Linked DNA regions of Mus musculus: all the other regions are linked to region 1. The links are chromatin loops, found by intact Hi-C in ENCODE. Cell type or tissue: left cerebral cortex. All regions are shown on one strand.

The links. Peaks named below come from ENCODE experiments on the same cell type or tissue, not always from the same donor. Only the 100,000 strongest peaks of a DNase experiment are listed, where the experiment ranks them.
Region 2: it touches region 1 in a loop (3.0-fold over the local background); 9 of 42 quality-filtered maps call a loop at or near these places.
Region 3: it touches region 1 in a loop (6-fold over the local background); 22 of 42 quality-filtered maps call a loop at or near these places.
Region 4: a loop joins it to region 1, with 9 times the contacts of the local background. A loop is called at or near these places in 5 of 42 quality-filtered maps.

What each region holds. Positions count from the first base shown.
Region 1 is chr2:31,880,755-31,888,754 of GRCm38, forward strand. It overlaps Lamc3 (laminin gamma 3), which reads left to right and starts at 6,527. Exons shown (of 28, transcript NM_011836.4): 1 at 6,527-6,989. The coding sequence starts at 6,590. In left cerebral cortex, CTCF peaks have their summits at 4,297 and 6,404 (motif pointing right); a DNase peak (open chromatin) is centred at 4,289; H3K4me3 peaks cover 878 bases.
Region 2 is chr2:31,680,370-31,688,369 of GRCm38, forward strand. It overlaps Exosc2 (exosome component 2), which reads left to right. Exons shown (of 9, transcript NM_144886.3): 9 at 121-983. The coding sequence ends at 201. It overlaps Gm13427 (predicted gene 13427), which reads right to left. Exons shown (of 4, transcript NR_153862.1): 1 at 7,989-8,000; 2 at 7,389-7,562; 3 at 996-1,145. It also overlaps a transcript of Abl1 not described here. Among named protein-coding and RNA genes, the nearest start is that of Gm13427, 4.1 kb to the right of the region's middle. In left cerebral cortex, CTCF peaks have their summits at 878 (motif pointing left), 3,515 (motif pointing right), 6,429 (motif pointing left) and 7,761; DNase peaks (open chromatin) are centred at 3,508 and 7,854; H3K4me3 peaks cover 594 bases; H3K27ac peaks cover 120 bases.
Region 3 is chr2:31,811,744-31,819,743 of GRCm38, forward strand. Fibcd1 (fibrinogen C domain containing 1) reads right to left here. Exons shown (of 7, transcript NM_178887.4): 6 at 5,381-5,560; 7 at 1,547-4,954. The coding sequence ends at 4,695. Among named protein-coding and RNA genes, the nearest start is that of Qrfp, 5.2 kb to the left of the region's middle. In left cerebral cortex, a CTCF peak has its summit at 3,803 (motif pointing right); DNase peaks (open chromatin) are centred at 3,168 and 3,825.
Region 4 is chr2:31,782,269-31,790,268 of GRCm38, forward strand. Abl1 (c-abl oncogene 1, non-receptor tyrosine kinase) reads left to right here. Exons shown (of 11, transcript NM_009594.4): 4 at 2,239-2,511. Among named protein-coding and RNA genes, the nearest start is that of Qrfp, 24 kb to the right of the region's middle. In left cerebral cortex, CTCF peaks have their summits at 892 (motif pointing left), 3,029 (motif pointing left), 4,959 (motif pointing right) and 6,106 (motif pointing right); DNase peaks (open chromatin) are centred at 932, 3,023 and 4,967.

The sequences.
Region 1 (8,000 bases):
TTTCAACAGCACAGCGCACCTGCTTCCATTGCTACCCATCTCTGCTTGCCGCCTGCAGGAGAACTCAGATCTGGCAGCCACACTGTTTTATTTTGTATGTCCCCTGGCCTTAGCCTTCAGCAGGGGCCCCAGCAGGCAGGACATAAATTTCCCACCACCCAGAAGAGACCCATTAGCAAAGCCATGCAAATGCTAAGCGGTTCCCGGCGCAGTCCCAGACCGGAGCTCGCCTTTCCTCTGACATTTGTAAAGTTCACGTTTTCAAAATAAAGCCACGTGAAGGCAGAGGCGGCTCTATATCACTTCCGTCAAGCGCTTGCCAGCTCCCCGCCCCCCTTGCCCTTGGCCTTCACTTCCCCTTTGAAGGGCCAGGGTCTCTGGGGAAAACCCCACCGTGGGCGGTGGGAGCCACCTTGCCTGCTTCTTTCTTTCTCCCAGCATGGGGCCAGCTTTCTGTTCTCGCAAAGGTTCATCCATTCACTGTTCTTTATCTTGTGTGATTAATTGAGCACCTCATGTATACCTTCCCTAGAATGTGTCAGACCCACAGTCTTTTCTAGAAGACCAGTGAGGAGCTGGGTCTCAGCCTGGATCCCAAAGCTGCCCCTAACCCAGCCTCAGAGGATCCTTCAGCAGATAGCTAGGAACTCTGGGGCCCAAAGACGGATGCAAACTTGCCCAAGAACACACAGAGCAGCTTCTAGACACTTCTCACAAATGCTCTCTGCTCTGTCTTCTCTAGGCCGTGTGTGTTCCTTGCTACTAACCTGCATCTCAGTATTGGGCCCACAACCCCTCCCAGGCAGCAGTCAGGAACACACACACACACACACACACACACACACACACACACACATATGCATGCATGCTTCCACTTCCCTTCCTACCACGGACACCTCGCACCTCCGTGCTCGGGCCGCACTGCTCCCTTGGTCCCTACCTGCCCTGCCTAGGCCACCAGTCTTTACTAGATTCCTAGCCCACTCCTGGTTTGTGAGGAGTGAGTACCTAGCTTCTCCCCCTGCTCGTAGCAGCCAGGGAGCATCTTATCAGCTCACCTTTGCATTGGTGTGGCCATTCCACACCACCTGGCTTCCTGAGCCGTCAGGAAGGCAGTTCTCAGCCCCACACCCCTTGCTTTCCTCTGGGCACTTGTGCACTGCCCACTTTCTGCTTCATACCTCACTAGCCTCTCACAACTCCCCTTCATTTCTCTCTGACGTCTGAGCCTCTTACATGGCTGTTCCCTCTGCCTGGATGCTCTTCCCCAATCCTCCCACCTTCTCTGGGCCTCAATGGAGACTTCACCTCCTCCAGGAAGCCTTCCTTGACCTCTCTAGACCAGGCCTGGCACCTCCTCTTCACCCTGACTGATGGAATTGACACATAACTCATAGTTAAATTACTGTGTTATTCTCCAGGTCCTCCAAGTGATAGGATACTTCCACCGCACTCGGCCCTTGGACCGCTGCATCCAGACTGCATCTTCAGGAGTACCTTTCTCATCTCTCTGGACCCCCAAGCTGACTCATCCCACATTTCGGGAGGGAGGTGGCTGAGTGCAACAGAACAACTGAGACATTTGCTGGGCTGAGTGGTGACATGCCCCCAGGACAGTCCTGTCCCTCTGCCTGTCTGACAGTGTTAGCTCCCTGCAGTGAGATGCTTCCAGAGGTGACAGCTGAAGGATCCTGTCCACTCCACTCTGTCCGACCCCTCCCTCTCTATGTTACCGTCCTCATCCCATCTCTTCTAGGATGCTACCTCCTACAGGAACTTCCCTGATTGCCCTGCCTTGTGCCTCCCTGGGAACTCCTTCAGGCTCAGGAGCAGACACATAACCATTGAATCTGTGCTTGCTTCCTAGGCCATGTCTCCCTGTTGCCCTGATTTTCCAGGGAAGTTAATGAAGTCACTGACAGTCCATGCCTCCTGCACTGTGGCAGCCCTGGCCCTTGGGTGAGCACAGAGCAAGTGGTCATGGAGGAGTGAATGCCTCAGAGCAGAGCAGAAAGGCCGACCCTGACCCTGCAGCAACCCTGCAGGATGCTCCTGGGTTCGCTGCTGCCCAGCAAGGTGGGGCCTTGTAGGGCTCCTCCCACATCTAAGCCCATGGCAGACCCTAAGTCCAATTCTTTCCCCCTGCTCTTGAAGCTACATGCATAGCAAGTGGTACCCTACTTAACAGAAGGGAAAACTGAGGCACAGGCATGTGGGTAACCATACATAGGCTTGGAGCTGAGCACAGCATTCATTGTTCAAGAAGGGAAACTGAGGTATGGCTCCACCCAAAGGGCCTCAGTGTGTCAGGGCTCAGCCCTGACCTCCTCCCTAGGCATCCAGGACAGAAGCCTAGGCTGGGCTGAGGAGCATGGTCTCCTCTGGGGTACTGGACCCCGAGCCCCAGCAGGCTGAGCCCTGTCAGGAAGGATCAGCAGCTCCAGCAGCTCCCTAGATTTAATTAACGGGTCTTTCATCTCTGTCCTGGAAGAATCAGCTATCTTCTGTCTCCTTAATTAACGTTCATTAAGCAAATCAGAACAACGCAGGCTTTGCTCCCCCCTCCTTGCCTGGAAGGTTTTAACCCTTGGTAGGTGGGCTTTGGGAGGGGAGCCCAAACAGAGGGCCTGAACCCTGTACAAACACCTAAGTCCCCCCCCTTAACCCTCTAGGGATGGGGAGGGTCTACCCTGTGCTATTCTGTGTTCTACCATGTGCTCACTATTGCTGCCCTTGCCTAGAGCAAGGCTCCACTGGCTTCATGCTGTCCCCTTGCCAGCCCAGCCTCGCCTTTCTTGCTCTCTGCACCCCATCTTTTTGTCCCTTCCCATCTCTTGCTCTTTAAGGTACGGAAGCTCTGTCCTCACTATCCCTTTCCCTCCCAGGTTGCTGTTCTCACAGGGATCCCAAACAAAACTCTCCTGGAGAAGCTGGGATACAGAGCCAGCAGACCTTGTGACAGTGCACTGAGAAGCCAGTACCTGCATGGTCCCCTCAGGGGTGCATGCACTCGGGGTAGGAGGCTTCCACTCCTCAAAGCAGGAACTGTCATGCAGGGCTCAGAGATTGGGCCTCAAAGCTTCAGGTTAGAGGGAGATAGGCCATGTGGTCTGGAGCTCCTGTGGGTTTGGGGATACACTACTGGGGTCCTGGCTTCAGGGGACAGACACTGGGCCAGAGTGGTAGGCCCTCCTCAGCCCCTCCTCTTGCCTTGTCTTTTCCTGTAGTGTTGGAACCCTGGGCCTTGCACATTCTCAGCAGGTACTCCACTACTGAGCCATAGTGTGGCCCTTTTAAGCCTCATTTTAACAGAATGGCCCAGGGTAGACCCCAGAATAGCCCAGGGTAGACCCCTCGTCTCAAGAGGGTTGAATGTGTGAGTGAATCCTGAATTCGGTGAAATGGGAGGAGCACAGGCTCCTTGACGGACAGGTGGCCACGCCCTCTCAAGGTCCAGCATTGCACATGGGCAGTCCTTAGCTGTCCCACCAATCCCTTTCCAGCTGGTACAGTTAAATTGCCATTTTGTCCCCCATATCTAGAAAGTCCTAAGACTTTGGGGGTGCACATATATCCCTGTGTCTTGGAGGCACTCAGGATTCTGTGCCCTCCCCAAACCCTCTCCTAAGAAGAAACAACCATACAATGGTTGGTCTTCTTACTTGGTCTCTTACTGCCCTGACGTGTCCTAAGCAAGCCACTTCCCCGCTAAGGGCCGTTTCCCCGCTTTGTGCAGCTAGAGCCAGACCTCAAAGACTTTACCTTGGATCCTAAGACTCAGCCACAAAGCCCTCACAGGAGGGATGGGTGAAAGCCACCTGATGCACTTCCCCTCCACTGGGGCTCTCCCGGAGCCTGAACTCTGAGCACCCACCCTTCTGCCTGGGAAGAGACTCCCCAGGATTGACGGTGTCTGTCCTGGAGAGCAAATACAAGATGGCTGCCATCCCGGAGGCGATTGGAGACTTGACTCTGCCGGCCTCCAGCTGTGTGCTCCTGGGAGTCACTCTTGTCTCTGAGACTCCCCTGGAGTCTGCCAATCCACCAGATTATATAGCCTAATCTGGCATGCTGTCCCTAGGTGGCAAGGGACAGGTCTGGTAGAGAGTCAAGGGAACAGTTTGTGGAGCTGAGACAGGCAACCGGCCCTGGACTCCATTCCCATCTCCGTCTGGCTTCTTGGCTGGTTGCTGGTCAATTCCACACAGCAGTGCAACCACGGGCCACCACATTTTTGCCTTCTAGGAGGCAAGAGAGGCCTGTCCCTGTACTGCAGCCAATGTCGCCACCAGGTGGTTGACATGGAACACCTTAGAGACTTAGAGACTTAGAGAAAAGCAAAGCAGGGAACCTGAGGCACCACTGAAACCTCCACTGAGATCACCAGCCAAGGAAAGACAGACGTTCAGGAATGCTGGCCCGTTTGGTGGCCATCCAGCAGGTCCTGAAAGAGGCCATCACTTCCAGCCCGGGACCCAAAACCAGCCTGGAGTTCTGTGTACCCCACAAACATGCCCTGGCTGCTGCAGGGTGCAGATCTTGAGGATACCAGAGTGAAACACATCCGGCTCCTGCCCCTTGACAGTACTCAGCCTGAAGCCCTGTACAGGACAAAGACAAGTTCATGCCATGGGACTGCTACCACCCAAGCCCCATCACCAGCCCCTGCCCTGCATGCCAACATGATGGCCGGCTTGCTAGCCTCCTGGCCTTGACAAATGTACAACACCTCTGTGATCGTCTTTCCTTGATCATTCTGCCCAACTTAACCTCTTTTAGGAAGCCTACCCTGACCATGTGGAACTGGTCACGGCTCCCTCTCCTAAGTCCCCACTTTGGTATGCCAGCTGCTGTGGCTGGCTGGTCAGCCCATCATTAGTAGCTATGATGTGACAAGCACCATCCCTCTTATTGGGCTGTGAGACCTTTGCATCCTGCCCAAGCACAGAGAGGACGGACAGAGGCCCTGCTCGCCAGAGCCCAGACTAGCCAGCCTTGCAGGGTCCTGGAGCTATTTCTTAGCAGCTCTTGGCTTCGCTATAGTGATTATTTTCAATGATCTGGGAGTTGAGCAGCACATATTGCCCCGATGCTTAGAAATTTCTGTTGTATGTGCTCAGTGGAAGGTTGGAGGGACCTCAGAGGCTGCCACACAGAACACTGTTCCCAGGGAAGCCACTGTCACTACAGTACAGCTGGTGCTGACTGCAGCAGAGGTGTGTGTGTGTGTGTGTGTGTGTGCTCGTGTGCACATGCGTGCACCATTAGGGCTATGGTTAGCACACAGGGATCTCAACACAGGCTATAGAAGTGAAATATGTAGAGAAACCTTCTTTCTCTGGGACCTCATGTATACCAGAATATTCGTCCAGAAGGACAGAAGCTAGCTCCAGGGACCCTGGCTGCAAAGGCAGATAGAAGGAGAAGATTCGGGGGCAGTCTTAGTGAGACAAGGTGTGGGCTCTGCCACAGCCCCATGGGTGATACAGAAGGGGCCCAGATATCATGTGACTAATGGCTTCTGTGTTGTGCAGTGTGGGTCTCTCGCCTACTCAGTCTCTCAAGGAAATCAATAGAAGCCTTGTAGGTTGAATTGAGACAGTATCTAAGGACCTCACCCAAGCTGAGCCCTTGATTAAGAGATATTAGGGGTGCAGGAGTCTGCTCTGCAGACAGAGGCAAAGAACATGGGCCTCCTTGGTGGTCCGCGTCCACAGCAACAGGAGTCCATTTTCATCCCAAACTTGCCTTTGTCCTCCTCTCAAGGTGTCCTTGTGATCCTGTATCTAGCTAGCAGTGTAAGGAAGGAGGCCCCAGAGGGGGCTAGCACAAGGCTCCCTACCACAATTTGCCCTGTACCCCTGACTACCCATGCCAGACCCCAAGAGAACCACTTCCTTAACCCTGATCATAACTTTCATGCAGGGTTGGAGTCTTACTGGATCTATCCAACCGTGGCTGTGGGAATCTGACGGTGTCCCGCTCCCATGGGATCATTTTGTTTTACTGTCTACAAGGGCCAGAAGGTGCCTTGGGAAGGACATTAGTTTGGTGGAGAGAAGGGGAGGCCTCTGTTGATAAGAGGAAGCCTTTTGATAAATCCCAGGTGACAATATCTGCTTTGGGAGGAGACGCCAGGAGCGCAACACTTTTGACAGAGAACACTGGACAGGTACGGAGGAAAACTGCCAAAGGTCATTCTGTCAGGTGAAGACCTGCGCTTGTCTTGCCTTTCAGCTCAGGAAGGTACACAAGTGCAGAGCTTCCATAGAAGAGCCGCATTAGCAGAATAACTTGGTGTCTCTACCGAGACCATTTTGCAGGGAGGACTGTGGAGCCAGGTTCACAGTTCCCGAGTCCACGACCCAGCCAGAACAAGCAGGCACTCCCAGGCACGTCCAGCAGGTGGGGGTGAGCACGAAGGGACGGAGCTCGGATGGTGGGGTGTCGCCTGCATGGGTCCCGCCCTCAGATGCCGTCGGGTTCCGCCTGCAGGGGAGGACTCCAGGGGCCAGTGGAGCGCAGAGGGGCTAAGCGCAGACCGCAGCGTAGAGTGGATCCCGGAGCAGTGCAGAGCGGGGCGAGGACCATGGCTGTATCCAGGGTCCTGTCCCTCCTGGCAACGGTGGCATCGATGGCGCTGGTGATTCAGGAGACACACTTCGCGGCAGGCGCGGACATGGGCTCTTGCTACGACGGTGTGGGACGCGCACAGCGCTGTCTGCCTGAGTTCGAGAACGCGGCGTTCGGCCGACGCGCCGAGGCCTCCCACACGTGCGGACGGCCCCCGGAGGACTTCTGTCCACACGTGGGGGCACCAGGGGCTGGGCTACAGTGCCAGCGCTGCGACGATGCTGACCCCGGACGACGCCACGACGCCTCCTACCTCACAGACTTCCACAGCCCCGATGACAGCACCTGGTGGCAGAGCCCATCCATGGCCTTCGGGGTGCAGTACCCCACCTCTGTTAACCTGACCTTGAGCTTAGGTAAGCATGCACCCTGTCACCTTATATCCAAACCATGGAGGCCCAGGCAGAGGGCTGTGCACGCTGGGGCAGACTGCAGCACCCCACGGGTAAGGAGTCAGAACCTGCAAGCCCTGGGTAGCAAGAGGTCAGCCCAGGGGGCTCCCCTAAGGGCTTGGGGGAGCAGAAGGCTCCCCTCAGCTGTGGAACTGGGTACAGCAACAATTCCCTGGAAGAACTGTTAAGGAAGGTGGGGGTCATACTTCCATGATGATCTATCTGATCCATCCTCTAAGACCCGAACTTGTAATCCGGTCAGCTTCGATGCCCTGTGGACGGACCTCTGACGCTGTGAGCAGTTTGGGAATGGGCGTTAGGGCAGTTGCCACCAAATGTGAATGCTGTAGTACCCTGGGCAGGACAGCCAGTTTCTTCCTGCCACTGGATAGCCAGCCTGGGCGTTTCGAGTGGCCCCTCCGCATTGTTCTTGATTGCTCCACCCAGACTGAGGCAAGATGAGGGAGCACAAGGCCCTTGAGGCTGGGAACCCAGGGGTCCACTTCTACCTTGAAACTGGACTATTCTCTACCCACTCCAAGTTCAGATGAGCCCAGCGATCTCCTCAGGTTCCTTGCTATGTCCTGAATACTGTGTAAATCTTCCAAAGGTTTGATAACTTGGATTTGGTATTTTCATAACTCATTTTGACACTAAACGTGACCTGAGGCGATTTCTAACCTTGGTGTATCCTAGTAAGGGCCAATATTCATACATTTTGTTACTGGATCTCATTTGAGAGCAGCTTACAGCCGCAGAATGAAGCCTGTGAGCTAAGCACTCTTCCCCTGAGCTACATACATCCTCAGCACGCCTCTGAAAGTCCAAGGTACATCAGGAGCAGAGTTTGGATAACATCTAATGAAACTATGCCCCAGTGAAAAGCTGGAGGCTCAGAGAGGTTAAGTGCTTTGTGCAGAGACACACAGCTGCTAAATGACAGTCAGGACCCACACATTCCTGTGCAATGGAGGT
Region 2 (8,000 bases), 200 kb before region 1:
TGCTTGCTTGGTCGGATTGCATAATGCAGAAGGCGTATACTAGCCAGGCTTCATTCCCTCGTTCTAGCTGACTTGATGGGTATTTCTGAATGAACGAATACCGTTTCCTATTTTCTTCAGATCAAGGATATCTTAAAACCGGAAGTAATGGAGGAGATCATGCTGGAAACACGCCAGAGGCTTTTGGACCAGGAGGGATGAGGCCGAGAGCTGAAGGATGGGACTGGGCACCCCCTGGGCCAGTTTTGGGAGTGAAAACTCTGCCATGTGGTCCCCAAGGAGCATCTGACAAACACATTCCTCACCTGCAGTGGGGCTGCAGAGCCAGGCCTGTCTTTCTGTTCTGAGAGAAAACTAGGGGGAGGTAATGGTGGGTTGGGCTCTTGGGTCCCAGTAGTTTTAGGTCTTTCAGAGCACAGTGTCCCGGCCTGATGCTGACTTACCTTGGAATAACTTGGAGAATTTATGACTTCCAATCACCCCACACAATGTAATGCCCCATGAAACTGTCCTGGTAGAAAACATGGTGACCTGGGGATGTATCTCAGGAGTGGACCACTTCCTAAAATGTGCAAGTTCCCAAGTTCCATTTCCAGCCTTACCCTAACCCCAGAAAAAAGAAAACCAAAGACAAAGACATGGCAGTGCCATCGAGAATGGTCTCTTTCCACTTCCGCTCTGTCTCCTTTAATGCACAAGTGTGTGGTTGGAGAGAAGGTGGTGGAGTCAGGCCAGAGTCAAGTGGATATGAGAATAAAGGGAGGGCTGGTGAGATGGCTCAGTGGGTAAGAGCACCCGACTGCTCTTCCGAAGGTCAGGAGTTCAAATCCCAGCAACCACATGGTGGCTCACAACCATCCGTTACGAGATCTGGCGCCCTCTTCTGGAGTGTCTGAAGACAGCTTCAGTGTACTTACATATAATAAATAAATCTTTAAAAAAAAAAAAAAAAAAAAGAGAATAAAGGGAGGTAGCAGCCTTTGTTGGAGTCTCACCGCGTGTTCCGTCTGCTGACAGGTTCGAGGGATCCATACCCTCTACCTGGGCTTCCTTCCCCTTGTGTGTGAGCTGTTTCTTTAGCATCTCAGGTCCTCCTTCAGCATGTCCACCAGCAGGAACTGGCTGGCCTTTTGTGTTTTTCCCGCCTGTGAGAGTGGTTTGTAAAAAGCTGAGCCACTGGTGATGACGGAGAATAAATATTCTGGGCAAATAGTGGTTTCTGATGCTCTGATAAGAAAACAGAAAAAAACGAGCCAGGCGTGGTGGCACATGCCAGCACTGGGGAGGCAGAGGCAGGCGGATTTCTGAGTTCGAGGCCAACCTGGTCTACAAAGTGAGTTCCAGGACAGCCAGGACTATACAGAGAAACCCTTGTCTCGAGAAAAAAAACAAAAGAAAAAAAAGGAAGGAAAAAAAAAAAGAGAGAGAGAAAACAGAAAAACGAGTTGGGAAAAGCCAAGTTCTGTGTAATTGAAATGGTGATGTATTAACTTTTCAATAGTGATTCAAAGGGGACAGGATACAAGTCCTTGGCATAGAGTGCAGGTTTCCATGCTTGCTTTCCTTCTGACAGTTTAAAATGGCCTCGCCAGCATGGTAGGTAGCACGGCCTGTGATTCCATATGGGGACAGAAGCAGGGGATGAGGCCAAGCTGGGCTACAGAGAGTGGCTCACTAAACATTACCCATAATGGTGCCCTGAGTTACACTTCTTCAGTTAACATTGTTTTTCTTTCATGTTTATTTATGTGCATTGGTGTGAGTGCATGTGTATGGAAGTCAGGACAACTTGGATGAATCCGTTCTTGCCTGCCATGTGGGTCCCAGGGGCATCAGGCGTGACAGTAATCACTCTAACCCATGAGCCATTAAACTGGCTCAAAACATTTTTACTGAGGCTAGGGATGAAACCTAGCGCCTTGTTTATACTACTAGGCAAGGGCATCACTGAGCAATGGCCCAGTTAATTAACATTCTAAAAATTTGTTTGGATGCTGGGTATGGTGGATCTCTTGAGTTTAAGTCCAGCCTGGTTTACATAGCCAAGGTTATATAGAGACTGTCTCAAAAAACCAAAACAGCTGGAGAGTGGTGGTACACCTTTAATCTCAGTACTCTGGAGGCAGAGGCAGGCAGATCTCTGAGTTTGAGGCCAGCCTGGTCTACAGAGCAGGTTACAAGACAGCCAGGGCTACACAGAAAAACCCTGTTTCAAAAAAAAAAAAACCAACAAAAAACAACAATCAACCCAAAATAAATAAAGGCCCCAAACAACAAAAAATAATTTCATAAATGTGTACTGTATATTTTGATCATGTCCATCCCCCCAGTTTTCCAGGCCCAACTCTTCCTGGACCTCCAACAAGTCCCCCTTCCAACTTCCTTTCTTTCTATCTTTAGTTTTTTATTTCTTTTTTGGAGACAGGCTATTTCTATGTAGCCCTGGCTGTCCTGGAACTCACTATGCTAACCAAGCTAGCCTCAAGCTCACAAGAGACTCACCACCTTTCACCTTCCTCTTCTAGGTGCTGGGATTAAGATGTGCCTAGCTTTTGTTTGTTTTGTTTTTTGTTTTATATATATATATATATATTTTGTTTGTTTTGTTTTGTTTTGTTTTTTCACACAGGGTTTCTCCGTGTAGCCCTGGCTGTCCTGGGACTCACTCTGTAGACCAGGCTGGCCTCGAACTCAGAAATCTGCCTGCCTCTGCCTCCCAAGTGCAGGGATTAAAAGCGTGCGCCACCACTGCCTGGCTTGTTTTTACAATTTTCAATAATCTACCCACTCTAGTTAGGGCTGCCCAGTCTGTCCTGGTGACAGGAGCTAACTCATCTAACATAGCAGTTGTCATGTGAAGTCACATCGTATCCACAGCAGGAACAGGTGAATGCCTGTGCTTGCCTTTCTCTTCTGTACCCAGCCCAAGCTCTAGCCAGTGAAATGATGATGCTGCTTCCCACCTCACCCCAGTCTAGAAGCTGACAGTACAGCAGTCTGGAGGTCCGTTTCCATGGTGATTCAAATCCTATCACATTTACAATCAAGATTAATCATCATAGCACCATCGCTAGACAACTTTGCATATGTGTGTTTCTGAGACAGTGTTATAGATGACAACTTTTAATTTAACCCATGTTTGAGGGATCCACAGATAACTGAATTCCCTGAGTCTGCAACTTCAGGTGGGTTTGCCTTTCTCAAATTTCAGAAGTTTCCAGGTTGTCCACCTCTTTTTTTTTTTTTTTTTTTTTGAGAAAGGTTTCTTTGTGTAGCCCTGGCTGTCCTGGCACTTTTTAGACTAGGCTGGCCTCAAACTCAGAAATCCACCTGGCCTCTGCCTCCCAAGTGCTGGGATTAAAGACATGTGCCACCACTGCCCAGCAGTTGTCCACCTCTTACGGGGCTGGGAATGGGAGCCTGTCTCTTTGTCCTTACCTGTTTCTCCCAAGCTGTTGGCAAGACACTGAAACCCAAAAGCATCTTCACTGGATATGTGCTTTCATAGCCCAGCAGAGGGCACTGCTGGCAAGCTTAACTACAGTTGGTGTAAGAAAAACCTGAAATTTTGTTACTGAGCTTTGCTTTATGAAAGTAAGGATAAAATTAGATTGAATTGAACAACTTTTAATGAAAGTTATATGAGCTGTACAAGATGCATCAAACATTGCTTTAAAGCCGAGGTGAACTGCTGGGAGGCAGAGACTGACAGACCTTTTATGAGTCACAGGACAGCCTGGTCTATAAGATGAGTTCCAGGACAGCCAGGGTTGTTACCCAGAGAAACCTTGTCCCAAAAAACCCAAACTAAGCCAACCAACTAAAACCTGTCAGATACCTGCTGCGCTCTGCATTCTGCAGTTTGAACCCTTAAAGGTTTTCCAGTGTTAAAAAGTAGTGTATCTTATTTGTCACGGTGCCTCCTAGGCAGTCAGCTTGGTCAAGATGGCTGAATATATCCTTCCCAGCCAGCAGTCATCAGAAACTCAGTGAAGTGGATGGTGAACACAAGCTTCATACCTTTTTTTTTTATTTTATAATTTTATTTTTTTTTAAAGACTTATATGTGGTATAGTGTAGCTCTTTTCAGACACACCAGAAGAGGGCATCAGATCCCATAATAGATGGCTGTGAGCCACAATGTGATTGCTGGGATTTGAACTCAGGAACTTCGGAAGGTCAGGCAGTGCTCTTAACCACTGAGCCATCTCTCCAGCCCATGGGTTTCTAATGTGGTGGGAACCACCTTCTTTCGAGACTAAAGCTTTCAGATTCTGACAGCTCTTTTGGACCCACCAGCCAAGGTGCAGCAGGATGTGTCAGTCGTGGGTCTCTTTCATGCCCTTTTTCTTACAGAAACCAGTTGAAACACTCAGATTGGCATCCACACAGACTTGCACTTGCCCTCTCCAGCTTGCCCTGGTGGCTCACAACCATCTGTAAAGAGATCTGACACCCTCTTTTGGTGTGTCTGAAGACAGCTACAGTGTATTTACATATATATGTAAAATAATAAATCTTTAAAAAAAGAGAAAGAAACCCATGAAGAAGGAAGGAAGCTCGGGACCAGAAGGCCAAGCTTCAGTGCCAGTTCTTCACTATCCTGCAGCATAAGCATCCACGCGCTGGCCTGAAGAAACAAACAGTACTAAGACACACGAGGAGGAGTCTAGCTGCAGAATATGCTAAACTTTTGGGCAAGACAATGAAGGAGACCAAAGAAAAACCCCAGGGACAGATTTCCAGGAGATGTAGACTGTCCACACCGAAAGCCTCTCAAGTCAGTCAAAAATAAGTCTTTAGGAGGAACAGATAAGCTGGATGGTAGTAGTGCACACCTTTGATCCCATCACCAGAGCGGCAGGCAGGCACATCTCTGATTTGGAGGCCAGCCTGGTCTACAGAATGAGTTCCAGGACAGCCAGAGCTACACAGAGAAACCCTGTCTCAAAAAAGAGCAAATCCAAAAAAAAAAAAAAAAAAAAAAAAAAAAAAAAAAAAAAAAAAAAGTACTTCTCTTGGAGGAAAATTACAAGTGGGGCTTGGAGCTTATCTGAAAGAAAAGTGGGGTTGAACGCTGATGGTATGGGAGAAGGGTTCTTCTGCACAGCCCTGCAGTGAGGGGAGAGGCACGCCTGAGGCTGGGAAACCAAGGGCAAATTCATCTCAAGAATACCGGACAGTAAGCAACAATGTCCCTTGCTTTTAGGTGAGGAAGCCAATTTAGAGGAGAAACTGACACGAGTCCCAGGCAATTGAATGAAGGACGGGATGCAGCTTTAAGAGGGTGCCAAAGCCAGGTGTGAGCCCAGGGTGGAACAGCTGAAACTCCTGCTGACCCAGGAGTGTAGTTTGCTGCACTGAGACTGATTGTCTTCTAAGGGTGTATGGGTATTTTGTCTGCTTGTATGTCTCTGTACCACATGGTGTGCCAGGTCCCCTCCAAGGCCAGCAGGGCATCAGATCTCTTGGAGTTACATGTGGTTGTAAGTTACCATGTGGGTGCTGGGAATTAAAACCTGGGTCATCTGGAGGAGCAGCCAGTGCATTATAGCAGCTGAGCATCTCTGCAGCTCCCAAACTGATCTTTGGATCACTGCTTCTTTTGCCAACCGACTGCCTGCTTCTGCCTTTGTATTCCCGCAGGGTAAGAAGCACTATTCAGTGCTGTAGGCCAGCAGCAGCAGCAGGAACGGGTGCTTAGGAAATGGGTGCCCATTACCAGGAATGGTGGTGTAGCCACTTTGGTAGGGCACTTGCCTGGCATTCTTGAGGCTCTAGGTTCCATCCCTAGCACGGCTTACACCAGGCTTGGTAGAACATACCTGTAACCCCGGCCCTTGTGAGCTGGTTGCAGAGAGATCAGAAGTGCAAGGGCACTCTCAGAGATTAAGGGCAGCCTGGGCTGGAAATCCTCTCAAAAGCCCAAACTGAGTAATGTTAGTTCAAGAAATAGTTATTGAAGAGTTGCAGTTCCAGGTGCTGAAGGGTGGTTCAATCAGGAGCACTTACTGCTTTTGCGGATGATCTGGGTTTGGTGTCCAGCTCATAACTATGTCTCATCCAGGGGTTCTGATGCCCTTTAGAGTCTGTTAGCAACAGACATGATAGTGGTGCACATAAAGTCAGTCAAGTACACATACATGTTTATAAATAAAATATCTTTTTAAAAGTTGCAATTTGCTTGTTTATTTAAAGTTCAACCAGAGAATGAAAAATGTGGGTAGGGAAAGGAAATGGTTAAAGCAGGGACAGGAATTAAAAAATAGACTATTCAAAAGAAAGAAATTGGGGCTGGAGAGATGGCTCAGCGGTTAAGAGCACTGACTGTTCTTATGAAGGTCCTGAGTTCAAATCCCAGCAACCACATGGTGACTTACAACCATCTGTAATGTCATCTGGCACCCTCTACTGGTGTGTCTGAAGACAGCTACAGTGTACTTACATACACATAATAAATAGGGGGCTGGTGAGATCGCTCAGTGGTTAAGAGCACTGCCTGCTCTTCCAAAGGTCCTGAGTTCAAATCCCAGCAACCACATGGTGGCTCACAACCATCTGTAACGAAATCTGATGCTCTCTTCTGGAGTGTCTGAAGACACACTACAGTATACTTACATATAATAAATAAATAAATATTTTAAAAAAAGAAAAAAAAAAAGAAAAATTACAGTCATCAGGGTGAGCATAGATAGATAATCAGAGAAGCCAGGACACCTATTTGAAGACTGGCCGTACAATTTAAGAGAAACCTGGACAGCCAAACTGCAATTCAAATAATGTGACAATCATATTATTCTGTGAGTGAATTTATAAACTCCAGTTCTAAATCTGGGCACAAATTTTCATTTGCTTCACAGTATTTCAAGTGACTTTTGTTTCTGTTGTTTTGTTTTGTTTTGATAACAGTGTAGTCCGGGCTGTCCTGCAACTTGCTCTATAGACCAGGCTGGCATCGAACTCACGGAGATCCGTCTGCCTCTGCCTCCCGAGTGCTGGCATTAAAGGCGTGGGTCACTATCACTCAGCCACATGACTGTTCTTTACTAATCAAAATGCCATTTTCTTTGTTGAACAGTTATTTGGTACTGAGTGCTTCGGTAGAAAAGCCATGCTTTAGAGCAAGAAGTAGTGACTTTTAAAGGACACTTCAACCACAGCGATGAATGCTTCTCCATCTGTGTTGTGGGAACAGCATTGCATGTGGTAAAGCATTTAATGTAAAAGTAGGGATAGTGTGAGTGCTGTGATGAGTGAGCCCCTTTAGAAATGGGTCGGTCCCAGTAATAGGGACAATGATAACTAGGGGACCAGAGGATGAACTCTCCAGGTGTGGGGTAGTTTCTCAGACTTTTGAGGTCTGATAACCTGGACAAATTTCGACTTACCTTGAGTTTTAGGAGGACACGTGTCTCACCTGTGAAAGGATTCATAATAAAACAATCATACACGAATGCACGATCTCGCCTGGCACACTGAACAAATGCTGTTTCTTCAACCTCCTATCCCAAAGGATCACTCTCTCAATACTTCTTTCCAGGTTCCCATATTTGGGGCTTTCCCTAGTGAAGAGGAGATAACGCACCGGTCATCTTGATTTCTAGGATCGAGCCAAAGTTTCTCCCCTAACGAAACTCAAAGAAGTAATCCAACTCCGGTTCTGGAAAACTCCAATCCGTAGTTTTCCCCTGTCTCTGAATCTCCTGCGGTCTAGCTACTAGAGCAGTGAAGACTTCGGCTGACCAGAGTCCACCGTCTCCCAGCAGGCGGGGCCAGTTCTCTGTAGCTATGGGAGCTGGAGGCTTGGGCCTCTGCGAGCAGCCTATGGGCGCCGGGACTACAAGTCCCAGCATTCCTCGTGGCACCACCGATCGCTGCTAACTGTCGGCTCTCGCGCTCACTGGCTAACTGGATGGTGGTGAGGGTTATCACTGGTTATCGAAGACCAATGACAAAGAAGAAGGGGCGGGCGCTTCCTCATCTCTCACCTTGAGCTCAGA
Region 3 (8,000 bases), 69 kb before region 1:
CTTTTCAGGCACACTCCTGGGTTCCTGCCTGCATCTGTCCCTCTGATCCTTGAGCCCCAGTGTCTTCAGCTACTGTCCGCCATGATGGGGGACCTTGCCAGCAGCTGCTGTCCAGGCCAGCGTGGAGTCTGGAGTTGAGGGTGTTTCTGATGTCATCGAGCAGGATGGGCCTTGTCAAGGTTAGAGGCTGAGCAAAGAAGGAAGCAGTGTTACAGGAGGAATTGGGGTGGGGGGTAGCTTTCCAGGAGGTTCCAAGGCTCTCTGAGTTGCAGTCCTGAGGGCACAGGGCTCCATGCAGCCTGTCCAGGCTTCCTTGCAGCCTGGCTTCTGGACCCATCTGTGTTTCTCATGGTGTGAGGGAGGGCTGAGACTGGGTGAGAAAGGGTATATTCATGACAGCCAGTCTGGGCTGTGCCCTTGCAGGTTCCTGGTTTCATCTGAATGATCCCCCCCCCCCCCCAGAATAGGACCCAGCTTGGAACACCATATGGCTATGATCTCCATCAGCCCCGAACCTCTGAAATTGATGATGTCACAACACTCCTCAAGTCATGAAGAACACACCCTTCTCATAAATGTTCACCACCACTGGGGTCTCCCCAGTCTCCTCACAGAACCCCAGGGAGATTTCTTCCCTCAGTCCTACACCCTGTAGATGGCTCGTCCTCAAGCCCCTTGATAGTTCTAGAGAGTTCTGTGAGATTGGGTCGGTGAGACCCATCCAGCTGGCTCTTGAAGCCACAGACAGAGCAGTTCAGCTGAGGGAATCATCATGGCCAGGGCTTAGCAGTGTCAGGGAGCAGGCTAGCTGGACAAGGCCCCCACACAGGCGAGAGTGCTCCGACAGAAACAGACACAATCACCTTGGATTTCTGAGGGCCTGGCTCTGGAGTCCTGTCCCCAGCATCTCTACCTGTGCCTCCCCTGCACCCCACCCCCATCCCTCCAGCCCCATGACCCAGAGTGAGCTGCCTAGAGGACAGGACACTGAGAATCTTGGGAAAGAGTCTGAGAACTGGTGTCCTGTGGACATGGCCTCAGGACACTCCCACAGTACAGGAGTGGTGATCCCTCCCTCACTGCCCCCATGCCGGGGTAGGGGGCGGGGGGTTCCGCCCCTGTTCTCTCTGCAGTGTGGGCACTCAGTCAACCCTACCTTTCATGGAATAACTTGAGCTTCAAGTTGAAGCATCGATTAGAAATAAATGACTGTTTATTAGTTCCTCAGAGTGTCGACTCCTCAGAACCCCAGGACTCATTCCCTATAGGGACAGTTCATCACCACAAAGACACCCGTGGGATACACAGAGCCAGGCGAGGTGAAGCCATGAGTCCTAGACTCCAGAACAGAAGCCCCGCTAGATGCAGCCTCTGCAGAAGGCTGGCCTGACCTTGCCCGGCTGCCGGGGCTTACCTGGCTCTGCCTAGCCAGACACAAAGAGCGAGCACAAAGCCATCTGGAGAGGAGGGCAAAGCAGTCCCAGGGCACTGGGTACCTGCCTCGCTCTGCTGTAACATGAAGCAGTGCAGGACTACACGTGAAGGCTGGTGCTGGGTCACCACGAGACTTTATTGAAGACAAGGGTACACAAGACACCGGGTGCACACAGCCCCAAGTAGCAACTAGGCCCACTGTTTGCCCATGGGGTGCTGCACTGACCCTCAGAGCTGCTTCCAGCCCCAGGGCCCCATTGTATCTGACAGCATGCACACCTGCTCTGCTTGGCACAGCTAGCCTCAGGTCGGACCCCCACTCACAGCCACTGAGCCTGAATCCTGGCCTCTGGATTTATGGATCCCTGCAGTTGCTGGGCCACCAGAACCTCGGGCAACCTGCGCCAAAGGCAGATGAAGGAATGAGGCTTTGAGAGGCCCCCGGGCACTTTGGGTCCATGTTGCTTCATCACACTTCTGGGTTCCATGAGACTTCTGCTGGCATGTTGCTCCTTAGATCACAGGGCTCAGGGCAGCTGTGGGCCTAGCTCATACATATCTCCCACCTCAGAGTCAAGTCATCTTGAGGACGGCATCTGTTGCTCATAGACTTTCTGGTTATCCAAGGCCCTGCTATCTTCTAGAAGTGCTGGTTGTGGGCCAAGTCCTGCAGTGACCATGGCCACAGATGGCTCGTTCTCCACCTGGAGGCTTGGGGTGACACAGATGAGGGGCAGGGAAGAGCCAGGAGCTGGAGATGACACTCCCACCTACAAACACTAGTGTCCCACACGCACGAGCCACTAATGCCACAGGAGAGGCTCACAGCTCTAACTGGTCACTCACCAGCCCAGGTTTGCAGGGGACCCAAGGCACTGTCTGCTCCCTGCATGCTGTCTAGGTGGCCACTGGCACGACCCAGGTGTACCCAGCTATGAGGCCTTTGGTAGAATCCACAAAGCCAACCTAGGCTTGGAAAGATTTTCGATGCTTTGCAAAGTAGAGACAGCCACAGTGCCAAGACCCTCGTGTGAGATGTGGAGACTCTTCCCAAGAAGATAAGCAGTGTGGCTCTGCCAGGTGACTTCATAGACTCACCCTGGTTAGTCATTCCATTGACAAACCAAAGTAGGTCTGGGGTATCAGGGACCACAGCCCACTGACATTATGTCTTCTTAGTGGACCTGTCCTGCCCCCCAAACTTCCCAGCATTCCTGCTTCCCGTGGTCACTGATCACAGGTGGCAGCCACCTACACAGACATCAGACCAGTGAATGAAAGCCAGGGCTGGAGGCTGTGGCCCAGTGTGCAGGAATAGTGCTCCCAGGGACAGTGCTCCCGCCTGCCCTTGGAGGGTGCACACCAGGAAGGTGAAGGACTGTTGACCTGGTCTCTCCCTACTAACTCCTGCCCACTCGGCCAGCGTTTGACAAAACCACACCCCCTAGAGTACTAGCCTGGCTTGGGAGAGAGCTTGGTGTCCCTGGGGCAGTGGCTGGGCTGAAGGGCTGTCATTTCCAATGTGACCAGACAGGGATGCATGTCACCCTTCACCAGCTGCCCTGATGGGCTGAGCTTCAGCTCCTGCATTCTGCAGCCCAGCCCTGGCCCACAGCCCTCCTGTCCCACACTTGCATGTGTGAATCTGTTGCTTCACTCGACGGAGTTTGTTTGATACCACATCAGAAAGCGCTTGGCACTTCTGAGCAGCGCTTACAGCGGCAGCTGGCAACAGAAGCCACTTTAGCACCAGCCTCGGGGGTGGGTAGTGTCTGCCAGGATGTGTTTAAGCTCCCACACACCTCTGCAATGAAGCTAGGTGCCAGGTGTCAGGGACAGAGAGGGAATGGGAGGGGACTTTCCTATGTATCCCTTGTCCCATCAGAACCTTGGCTACTCTACTCATGTTTCGTGCCACCAGCGCGGGACCATAACCAGTCCTGTCCAGCACCTAGGACGGCTTTGACTCTCACAGGTGCTACAGATCCTTGCTGAAGACCCGAGGCCCAATGTGAGGGACTGAGCAGGTCACACAGTTCATCGGTGGCTTCAGGCTTTGGTACAAGTCTGGCAGAAAGGAAAGGCATGGGCCTCTGCCTCCAGACAGAGGAGGTCACCATTGCCATCTTACCATCCAGTTCTTTTAAAGCCCCTGTCAGGCTTTCAGAAGAGCATCTCAGCTGCCAAGCAGGTAGCTGAGGGCGGGGCTGCAGCCTGCCTTCCTGCGGGATCACCCGTGCAGGTGTTGAGAAGGCTGGACAAGGAAATGTCCAGATGTCCAACCTGTTTGAGGGCTCTGTCTCCTGCCCTCCCCTCCACCCCACCCCACCTGTTAGACCCTGATGGCAGTGTCCGTGATAGCCAGCAGGGGGCAGTCTCTCTGCAGAGATGGTAGTCTTGGGCCATGCTGAGTCCCAGGGCTGGCTGGCTTCTGAGAAGATCCTAGAGTCAGTCCATGGAGGTCGGCAGAACACAAAAGCCTGGCACAGCCTCACCCCAGGAGGTCCTCACTGGCTTAGGCCAGTCCCACCCTTGCCCCACAGGCAGATGATGTGGGGCAGGACCCATGGGTGCTCTGCAGGAGGGCAGGTGGACCTTGTTTGAGGTGGGAAAGAGCAGATGAGCTCTGAAAGCAACCAGAAGAATAAAAACCCCCAGGTCTGTGGAGACCCAGGGAAGGGTGGCCTAGGGGTCTGGTCTTGGCCTTGGGGCTTTGTAGACAGCTGTGCCACGGCCCAGTTGGCCACAAATGAGAGAGAGCTGTGGCAGCTGCACAAGGTCCTCTGATAAGAGGTAGGGTCTCCAGGCCCTGAGGGATTGGGGTTAGGGCAGACAGGTGTCAGAGGTGAGAAGGTCTGAGCCTTCCACTTTGATCTGATGGAGGGGACCAAGGTGCTGCCTGCCCCCAATTCTGGATGTTTTTGCCAAGCCAGGAAGAATGGGAGATGCTGCCTTACCAGGATGCAGCAGACAAAGCACAGGGACCAAAGCCTGGGCAGGTGGGATTTGGGGTTGCCAGGTGCCAGCTCCGCTGGTAGGAACCAAAGAGCATGTCACTTGATAGACAGGGACCTGGTTGGGGAAGGAGTGTCACTGGCTCAGGAAGCTGAGTTTCAGGGCTGACCCTGGGCCATCCCTACTAAAGAGCAGACCAGCCATGCACAGGTGGGCAGAGCATGTTCTTGCAGCAGTGGGCATGGGATGAGATGTGTAGGGACTAGACATAACCAGAGGACGCTGGCACTGGGCAGTGGGCCAGTCTAGCGGTCCTCACGGACCGGCCGGATCTTCATCTCCGAGAACTTGAGTGAATACTGCCATCCCGTCCAAGAGGACCACTCGACGCCGTCTGCGTAGGAGGCGTGTGCACCACGCAGGTACTGGCCATTGAGGTTGGATGTGTGACAGTTGCGGTACCACCAGGCTCCTCGGTAGAAGGCGGCACAGTTGTTCTCCGAGTGGTCGCTGTCCCGGTCCTTGGTGGTAAACCTCATGCCACTGTGCTTCAGGAGGGAGTCACCTGCATGTGGCATGTGCACACAGCGGTGGGCACCTGGCCAGACACCCGGGCAGAAGCATGCATAGGCCCCCAAACACTGTCCACCAGCCACATGAGTTTGGGTGTGCGAATGCACACACCACCCCTCAAACCTGTGCCCAGGCTGTCTCTAACCTCCTCCCAGCTTTCTGACTCACCCATTCCTTTATCTGAGATGAGCCCAGAGAACTCATCTACAACTTACTGGCCCCACAGAAGCCAACCCCGGAGACCTCCAGGCTCCAGTTCTGGGCCCAGCTCTTCACTCTGTGAAATGGGTAAACCTCCCAGGCCCCATAGCATTGCAGGAGTGAGGACCCGGTGAGACTTGTGACCTAGATCCTGACTGCAGAGAGCAGAAGGCTTTGACTGGCCAGGCCAGCTCTCCCTGCTGCACTGGATCCTCACCTGCGGTGCCGGAGTAGTCAGCCACCGTGAGTGGGTACCCATCCTCCTCGGGGTCCACAGAGAACAAGCCCACACCAAAACTCCCGTAGTGGGCATAGGCGGTGCCGTTGTCAAAGTCTTCTAGGTCCACGTGAAGCTCGTATGCTGCTTGTGTGGTCAGGGCGTGAATCCGCTTGAGCCCTGAGGGTGGGGGAGGGGAGGAAGATGGATGAAGTCAAGGGATGGGAGGGGGTGGATACCCTTCACCCACCCAGACAGGAGCTGGGACAACTGCTAAGTGTGTGCTGCCCTGCTCTCTGGGCCACTTCCCTTCTCCCTGTAGGAGGGATCTGGGCAGGAAACTAGAGGCTTATTGGTCATGTCTGATTGGTGATGGCGTCCCATGTACCTGTCAATCTCAGGAGTCTTCCTTCATCCTCTCCACCTTATTTTTTGAGGCAGGGTCTCTCACTGAACCTGGGGCTCATTGATTCAGCTAAGCTGCCTAGCCAGTGGGCCCCAGGGATCCCGTAACCCCATCTCTACCTCCTCAGCACCAGGACGTGTGGTGCAGGTACACTGAATGACATTGAACTTAGTTTTGGGGGTTTTTGTTTTTTTAACATGGTATGAGGATCCACAGTGAGGTTCTTTATTGACTGAGCCATCTCCACAGTCCCCCAAATGTATGCATTTTGAGGTGACAGCTGGTAGAGAGAGCGCTGGAATTTGCAGTTCAGATGGGTGGTGGCACAGGTGGCTGAGCCCAGCCTCTGAGCCATCTTGTGGTGTTTTCCATGCCTGTCTTTTTATATGGCCTGTTTGCCTTTCTGTTTCAGCCTTGGGAAGGTGGCTGCTCTCCCGTGCTGACCCAGGGACCTCCTCCTTCTTAACATTCACCATTCTGGTTCTCCCTGGCTCCTTATGGATTTCCCAGTCAGCCTAGTTTCCCAAACACAACTCTACAGTCAGTGTTTGTTGCGACCCCAGTGGGCACAGTGGGACCAGGCATGGCAAGCGCTCAATAAATACTTCTCAGTTCATAGAACCAAGGCAGTGCCAGCATCTCCTGCCATCCCCGGGCCTGGTTCTGCACACTCCTGCTGCCTACCCACTTCCTCTCTCCCACTCTCCTGCTCTCTGGCCCTTGGGCCATCTCAGGGTCTCACACAAATAGGGCACTTCCCTTCCATCAGGATCAACCCTTGATTAAGAGGGCATTTAATTAAACGCTTCGCAGGTTCACACGCCTATAGTGTTCCATCAGTCCCTTCCCGAAGGCTAGTATTTGGGTTATTGTGTGCTCGAGAGCTTTGTGGACCCTCCCTGCTCAGCCCCAATATTCTTTGCCAGGCAATCAACAGATCACCCCAGGATCCCTGTCCCCCCTTCAGCCCCTCTCGGAGCTGCTGACTCAGTTCAGCCAAAGACCTGGAGGCTGTGGGGTTCACCCAAGAGCAGGCAATCCCACTGCACCCTGCCTCCCTGCCTGGTCTATTCTCCCAGGGCTAGTGCTATCAAGGCAAGCTACTCTCCCCTCTCAGGGTGTGGCTTGCACACCTGTGCAGGGCTGATAGACAGATGCTCAGGCAGCAAGTGACAATGACAACAGCTGGCACCTGGAAGTCAGGGACCAGTCTGAGCACCTCCTGTATGGTGACCAATCAGGCAGCACAGCCTGTGACCAATGCCACCATACTCGACCCAGGACTAGCTGCTGCTGGACAAGGACGCAGGGAGGTGGGCATAACAATGCCCCACTGTATGGGTGGGAGAAGGAAGGCTCAGAGAGGTGCAGTCACCTGGTCAGATCACACAGCTGGCGAGCAGCGGAGCTGGGATTTGAACCCAGGCAGAAGGACCCAGACCCCTATTCTACTCCAGGCCTTAGCTGGGACAGATTGCATTTCCCAGGAATGGTGTATGATGGAGACAGCCCCAGGGGATGCTGGGAGATGCCTTTTCCCATTACTACACGGTCACTGAGATCCAAAGACCTACAGTCAGCATGCCACAGTTGGGGTTAACAGTCCTAGGCTCTGGGCACACCTTTCAGGTACCTGGCACTGGGGCTGGCTAGATGGCTCAGTGGGTAAAAGTGCTTGCTGCCAAGCCTGACAGCCTAAGTTCAGTCCTCAACATAGTGGAGAGAACTAACTTTCCTAAGTTGTCCCCTGATCTCCACACTCAAACCATAGCGCAAGCACACATTCCCCCCCCCCCCCAATAAATGGCAACAAATAAAATTAAATTAAAAACACAAAAAATGAGGTCTGGAAAGATAGCTCAGTGGTTAAGAGCACTGGCTGTTCTTCCAGGGGCCTGAGTTCAATTCCCAGCAACCACATTGTGACTCACAACCATCTGTAATGGGATCTGATGCCCTCTTCTGGTGTGTCTGAAGACAACGATAGTGTACTCATATACATAAAATAAATAAATCTTAAACACACACACACACAAAAGAACAAATAAATGAAATTTAAAAGCATGGTAAACAGTGCCTGAGGAATGACAGACACCTGAGGTCAACCTCTGGCACACACACACACACACACACACACACACACACACACACACACACAAACGTACATGCCTACCTGCATCCATATCACCCCACACACACATACAAAAATTGAAA
Region 4 (8,000 bases), 98 kb before region 1:
TGAGGAAGGAGCTGCAACAGGGTGGGAACAAAAGGGTTCCGAGAGGGTCTGTGAACAGCTCGGAAGACCTGGGTTCAGTTCTTAAGCACAGATGGCATGTGCCCATGGCTTGGCACCAAGGAGAGTCGGTATGGGGGTTTCTTCATGAACAGGAAGAGGCAGAGCCCTGGATGGCCATGCTGTATGCTTGTGGAGCAAGCATGGCACAGAACAAGTCCCGTAGGGTACTAGCTTCCCCTGCTTCTCTGAACACACCGTGAAATCCCCTTGCTCATCCTGATTATCACTGAAGTTCTGCTCAAAAAACTAGAGCAGGCAGAAGGCAGCCGCCAGAGTGGACGTGTGACTCTAGGAACATGGCCGGGATGGAGCCACAGTGTACCTGAGGGCAGCCGGCTGTAATATTGAATGATGCCATGTAAATTTTAGGTTGGAGAATGAGCTCAGTTATAGCTCTCTGGGGAGTGGCAGAGATGGGGAGCTGTCCCCCGAAACTGTACAGAGTACACTGTGTCTGCGATCAGCATTGAGGGGAGGGCTGTGGGCAACATTGTGTGGGTCTCAAGTTTATGGTGGGGCCACCTCACCCCTTCCTTCACCAGCTCATGTCCTAGTCTAACTTCCTGTGGCTCCAGAACGGTTCATACAGCCTCTCTAGGTGCTCTGAGGTGAGAGGGGCTTCTTCAGCCTGGAGGGTTCTGTGCTCAGAGGCAGCTTCTCACACAGAGACCACAGTTGTCACACAAGGGTGAGGAACACGTCTAGGCAAAGCTTGGTTGTCCTGGACTTTTATTTTAGTAGAATTATAGATTCAAATTTGGCTTGCCTGAGTTTAAAAAAAATGTGTGTATATCTTCTGGACAAGCAGAGAAGGGAGCTTGCTACCCCCTTGTGGTTATCTCCTTTGTAAGCCATAGAAAATAATTGTGTCTGTATTTGATTGCCACAGTGAAATAACCCGAAGCAGCTAATTCACAGAAACAGTTTTATTTAGCTCTTGGTGGGGAAAACTGAAAATTGAAGCAGCGTGGTACAGGTCCTTGGCCCAGGAGCAGTGGATTAGTGTAGTAGTCAGTCAGCTGATGAGGACAGGAACAGGCTTCTCATTGGAGAGGGACAGAAGGGCCGGGCTGACCCCTTTGTAACCCCCCCTTGTACTCTGGAGCAGGAGAACTCTGGACTCCCAGGAAGGCCTTAACCGCTCCTGAGACCACACCATTTAAAGCTTCCCCAGCACACCACACTGCTGCCTGGAGGCCATGCATACCGGCCGTCAGACAGCGGTGCCCAGCATAATATACAGCCTATGTATATCTTGGGCTTCCTCCTGCCTCCCTCTGTGCTATCCAGATGTCACCTTTGTAGTCACAGCCTGACCCTGTCTTACCAAGTATCAGCTCTCACAGAGTCCAGCACCCCCACAGCCCCCACTGTGAATTTGCTGCTGGGGCAAGTCAGGTTTAGTGCTTGCTGTGCCCAGAGCCCAGCTGTCTGTGTAGATGTGCATGGAGCAGTTCTTTCCCATAGCGCAGCAGCAGCAGCAGCAGCAGCAGCAGCAGCAGCAGCAGCAGCAGCAGCAGCAGGAGGGAACAAAGGTGGCTGCACTCCCATGGAGTGCTTTCTGCCACTGCTGCCCCAGTGCTGTAGCTCAGAGAAGCCTGAAAGTACTCCTACCTCATCTTCCTGTGTCCCATGTTGGAAAAGGCTATGCTGGCTCCTGGCCTGCAAGGTGCTGACCGAAACGTGGCTGGGTATGGAGCCACACTGTCCTCCACCCTGGTGGTAGCCTCATACTGGACACTGAGGGAAAACATTTAATTGGAGGGTAGGGACTAGAAAGATGTCTCTACAGGGTTAAGATTAAGAGCACTGGCTACTGCTCTTCCAGAGACTCCCAGTTCTAATCCCAGCACCCACATGATGGCTCACACCACTCTCTGTAACTCTAGTTACTTATCCTGGCCTCCAAGAGCACCAGGCATGCGCATGGTGCACATGCATGCATGTGATTACCATACTCATAAAACAAAAATCATTTAAAAATTAATTAAAAGTAATAAATTGGAGATTAAGGAGGGGAATGCTGGGTAGGGTTTAGCACTATCTATGCCCTGGGGCTTTTGAGTTCTACCCCTGCTAGAAGAAGCTGCTACAGGAGACTCTAAACAGTGTGTAAAGCCTTTCTTTCCCCCTAGGGTTTAGCTCTGTGAATAAGGACTGTTCCCTCTTCTTCCTCAGCTGTACGTGTCCTCCGAGAGCCGCTTCAACACTCTGGCTGAGTTAGTTCACCATCACTCCACGGTGGCTGATGGCCTCATCACCACACTCCACTACCCAGCTCCCAAGCGCAACAAGCCCACTATCTACGGTGTGTCCCCCAACTACGACAAGTGGGAAATGGAGCGCACCGACATCACCATGAAGCACAAGTTGGGTGGAGGCCAGTACGGGGAGGTGTACGAGGGCGTTTGGAAGAAGTACAGCCTCACTGTGGCCGTGAAGACCTTGAAGGTGGGTAAGGGGGTGTGTCTGCTGTGGCTCGGCAGCGCCTCAGGCCTCCTCGGCATTGGCTCTGTGTGAGGCTGAGTGTCTTCCATCTGTGGCTTTGCAGATGGTGAGCACTGCCCAGTGCTGAGGATCGGGAAAGGCTAGTTATTAGAGGACACTTGTTCTGTAGCTGTGCTCTTTCAAAGCCTGCCTTCTGTTCTTGTTGGGTGACATGGAGGCTGCATCCCTGTGGGAGCTGAGAGAAGGAGGCACAGAGGCTGAACTGGAGGAGAATCCTGAGCCGAGTCCCATGTGGACTTCTGTGGGCTGATAGGAAAGGCAGGTGTGTGGCGTCCTGGCGTGCTTTGGTTCTCTCACATGCAAACAGAAGCAAGTCCTGCGTGTCACTAGGCTGTGGCCTTCCTTGAATCACAGGGCCACACACTTCTCCACTGTTGACCCACGTGTCGTGTTTGCAGGTGGTTCATGTTCCTCCTTGAAGATACATGATCCGAGCTTGTTCCTGTGATGAGAGTGCCCCCTAGTGTTGCACTATATTGCTTGCTTGCGCATGTCTTGGATGGACTCTGATAACCTGCTCTCCACTGACTGTGTACTTGTGTCTCAGCTCAGCCGTCCAATACATCTGTCAGCCCCGGCTCTGCCAATAAGAGACAGGAAAATAGAGGCTGGGACTTTTAATTGCCATAATAACTGTTTAGAGCAAGGCTGCATTACAGAATGAAAAGCAGCTTCCAGTCATCATATTGAGCATTTTCCTTCCTTTGGCTCCGTGGCAGAGCAGCGCAGGGGGAGGAGAGGGGCAGAGGGGGGATTGCCTGGGGGACTCTTGGGCATTTTCCAAATTCAGCTTTTTAAAATGTCATGAGTTCTTCACATGTGTTTGCCAAACAGGCTCAGTCCTGGGTGCCCACATTGGACAGACATGGACAAATCCCTGATGATGGCAGCATAGGGGGTCAGGGTGGTGCCAGGCTCTCCTGTGCGGGGAGGAGCCAGTGTTGACTGCACTGGATAGAACGGTGTGAAGCACTGCTGTGAGGAAGGGCAGAGGTCAGGAGAGACACTAGGAAGCCCTAACTGAGGAGGAGGAGGAGGAGCCACTGAGAGGTAGGCACTCAGGGTGCCATGAGTTTAGCAGAGCAGAGGGTTAAAGTGCTGCTGATCCCCTGTACACCAGGCCGCAGTGCTTGGAGGGCGAGGTGCTGCTGACAGGGATTTACAAACACAGCCAGACTTTGGAAAGCATTGGGCGTCTAAGATTCAGCAAGGAGGGGAGGATTGTTTGAAACCCTTCAAGAGAGGGCAGCAAGGCCACTCAGTAGGTAAAGTCTGAGCCTGACACCTCCAGGGCTCTCTTAACCCACATGGTAAGAGAGATCTGATTCCCACCACACGTGTGCCATGACACACACTCTTCACACAGCACAAACAAATATATGTAAAAATCAGGACATTAAAGAAGGTGGGGGTTACACAGCTGGAAGGCCCCATTGACGGGCAGTGCTGCAGCTGTGCATAGCAGGAAGTCCTCCAGAGGAGGATCTGTTCTGGTGTTTTCTCTTAAGACCTCAGCAAGTTTCTGAGAACCTCCTTAGTGTATGCACCATGGTTGGTAAAGAGCACTAGGGTCTGTTGGGTGGGTACGTAGGTAATCCTGCATGGCACCTGACCAGAACAGGGCAGGGCACTCACTCTGGAGGTGTGTTAACTCAACACACACACATGCAGCTTGCTAAATAAACTGCCCCCACGCGGCCTAGCCCTGCAGGAGTGAGGCTCTGCCGTCTGCTATCCATTTCTCAGTGAGAGGCGTAAAGGATTTTGGCTCTTGACCTCCTTGGCAGAGTTGAGAACCACACAACTTACAGAAATGGTCAGTTGCTGAGTTAGTGTAGCCTAGTGCTCTGAGTGTGCGATGTACAGGTCGATACAGCAGCTCCTTCACTCGTGGTACTGAGAGACGCGCGAGCACTAAGGCATCGGCACTAAAGCTGTGGGTGCTGGAGCCCTGAACCAGGACTCAAACCCAGGCACCCAGCTCCCAAGCCCAGCTCTTCACCATCTCCCTCCTTTACAGTCTTACCTCTCAGACCCCATGAAAATAAACATAAGCCTCAGTTCTGCCCCTTAGGAAAACCTTCCTCCACATCCTGTGTGTCAGTGGTTCTCAGCCTTCCTAATGCTGCAGTCCTCAACACAGTTCCTCACGCTGTGGTGACCCCATATACAGTTACTTCATTGCTACTTCAAAGCTGTAATTTCGCTATTGTTATAAAGTGTAAATATCTGATATGCAGGATATTTGATATGTGACTCCAAAGGGATTGCAACCCACAGGTTTAGAAAGACTGCTTCGTGGACTCCCCTTGCTGTGAAACTCCTCTCAAGAGAGTCCTGCTGGCCTTCAACGACCTCCCAGAGCATTGCTTCCTCCCATCCTTAGCCAGCAGGGGGCGCATGGCCTGCTTGTGTAAGGCACTCGCTTCCCAGTGCCCGTGAGAAGACAGTATTCATTAGAAAACCTTCCAAAAGAGCCATGTGCTTGTTCCATCCCTACGGCCAGAGGTAACAGCCACTGCAATTGGAGTGTGTCCCCAATCCCTGCTGGCCAGTCACTGAAAACAAGTCTAGAGGCTGAGGATGTGGCCTGGCTCACAGTACTTGTCTAGTATGCACAGAGCCTGGGATTTGATCACTAGCATGGTCTACAGCTGGAATCTCATCTCTTGGAGGGTGGAGGCAGGGGGAGCAGGAGTTTGAGGTCATCACGTGAGCCCTTGCCTATAAAAGGAAAGACAGAAGAAAAGAAAGATTCACAGAAGAGTGGGGTGAGGGTTGTAGGTCATTAAGTTGCCAGGGTCTCACACAGCAGCAAAGCCAGGTCAGCATAACTGACAAGCCATCCTCTTAGCCTCCCTATAGCACTGACTCAAAGTTCCTGCTGTCTCCCACAAGGATGGAGCCATGCAGGCCCCGTGAAGGGAGCGGTTGAGCCTTCTTTTCCCGACAAGCATAAGCACGAGGACTAAGGAGAGAAAGGAAAATCCTCCCAGTGTTTCTTCCACCTGAGCCTTCACAGTTCTGTTTGACTGTGTAAAAGGAAAATGTCTTCAGAAGGACGCCATGAGTTAAAAAATAAGCAGAGGGACCTCAGGACCTCACAGATTACAACGAGGAGCTTGTTTGGGGTTTTTTTGTGTGTTTTGTTTTGTTTTGTTTTGTTTTTTCGAGACAGGGTTTCTCTGTATAGCCCTGGCTGTCTTGGAACTCACTTTGTAGACCAGACTGGCCTCAAACTCAGAAATCTGCCTGCCTCTGCCTCCTGAGTGCTGGGATTAAAGGTGTGCGCCACCATGCCCGGCTGTTTTTGTTTTTTAAAGATTTGTTTGTATATTATGAGTGCTCTTACCTGCATGATAGAAGAGGCCATCAGATCCCATTACAGAAGGCTGTGAGCCACCATGTGGCTGCAGGGAATTGAACTCAGAACCTCTGGAGGAGCAGTCAGTGCTCTTAACTGCTGAGCCACCTCTCCAGCTCCCTGGTCTTTTAGTTTGTCTTTTAAATTTCGATATTTAAAAACATTAGGTTACAGTTTAAATGATTAATTGAATCATGTCTAATTCCAGCAGGGGGAGACAAACTCACACTTTTTTGTGAAAGGAAAAAGACCCCACAATTGCCCCATAGGCGATGTGTGTGTGTGTGTGTGTGTGTGTGTGTGTGTGTGTGTGTGATGGAGACAGACATGCAGATAGACAGGAAGGAATGATTGCACAGGGTGTGAGTACATGTGTGAGAGGCGGTGGGGATCTGCAGTCAAAGCAAGAAGATGCTTTTAAATAATTCTGCCTTGAGATCATTGGTCTTCTGGATCAGGGTACGTGGCTCCACAACAGCTGAGATTTCTGATGATGAGCCTGTGAGGTGCACTGCTATAGAACAGAAAGGTTTAGATGTTAGACAGTATCACTGGAGAGCAGTTGTGTCAAAGCCAGTTGTATTGTGCAGCATTGGCTCCTGGCTCTGGCAGGTATCCATGGTGTGTCACCGGGTACTTCAGAGTGCTGCACACTAGAGCCAGACTCGCTTTTGGGAAGCTGAGGAACAGAAGAGACTTGAAGAGCCCAGCAGCCAGTGGTGGGCGGCATGGGATGAATGTCCTCCGCACAGCTGGGCAGCAGCAGCCGCATGCTGTGGTACATGAGAGCAGCCCATGCTGTTAAAGAACAGTAGACAGCATCTCCATAGTCTTTTAGAACCCATGTTTGGTGATAACACGTCATCACGCTGGCTCTGGTCGTGATTTGCTTCTCATTGTGGCTGACCAAAGCGGAAAAGCACCAAGAACAAAAGCACACTTAGCATGAGGTCTGATGAGGCTCTCTGCCCAGGGAAGCTGATTTTCATGAAACCTCTTCCGTACCACACAGGCAGACTCCCTGCAGACACCACATGTGGCCTACTGTCCTTGCCTCCAGAGCCTTGTTCTTGCAGCTAGGGAGACCCTGCCACTCACTGTTGCTGCTTCCTGCTTGTGGGAGTTGATTCAAAGCAACAGTGGCTTAGGTTTAAGGAGGCCGAGGAGTACAGACCACAGCCCTTCAGACTCAGCCTGGAAAGGGTCCATCTCTGGCCCTGTGTTGTGTGACCTACACAGATGGTTCTCTGCGTGCTCAGAGAGCTGCTGGTAAGACTGATTTAGAATCTGGGTGATTGACCCCCTAGTCAGTGATGATTGCTTCATTAGGTGCTCATGGCAGTGCATAACTAAGTAGCTCAGGGTCTATCTGACCTGTGAGGCACTCTGGAAAGTGGATCTCTCAAGCCAGCTGCATTTCAGATTCTTCACACTGTTTCCTCTTTTAATGTTAAGGGTGTTGGGTCAGGAAGCAAACAGTACTTGTAAAAATAGTTCTAAGACCCCACAGAAGGTCCACAGCAATACCAGGCCACTCTGACCTATGGCCCATTGACTCACTGGGCCAGACAGGATACCTGACAGGAACATCTGAAGGGAGAAAAGATCCAACTTGGCTCATGGTGTCAAAGCTTTCAGTCCACCACTGCAGAAAGCATGGCAGAGCGGCTGTTCTTTGGTGGCAGGAGTGTGTGACACAGTTGTTCCCATGATTGTAGCCCAGGAAGAGAACCAGAGACTGGGTCTGACCTTTCGAGACCTGCCTGTAATGAGAACTCCTCCCAAGCAAGCCCTAGCTCCTGAGGGTTCCACAGCCTCCCACAATTGCTCCGTCAGCTTGGGGGCAGCTGTTCACAACATGAGCCCTGGGTGAGAATTTGCCCCACAGGAGTCTTCACATCACCAGGACAAGACTCCTTGAGCCTCTCAAGGGCAGTGTATCCAGTGCTCATCAGAGGCAGTGGCCTAGACTGAGGGGAGGTTGTCACTGCCTTAGCCCTTGAAGCTGTCTTCCCTCCTAGGCACTTCCTTGCTAAACAGATCTCATGCATCTGAACTTCCCTTCTGC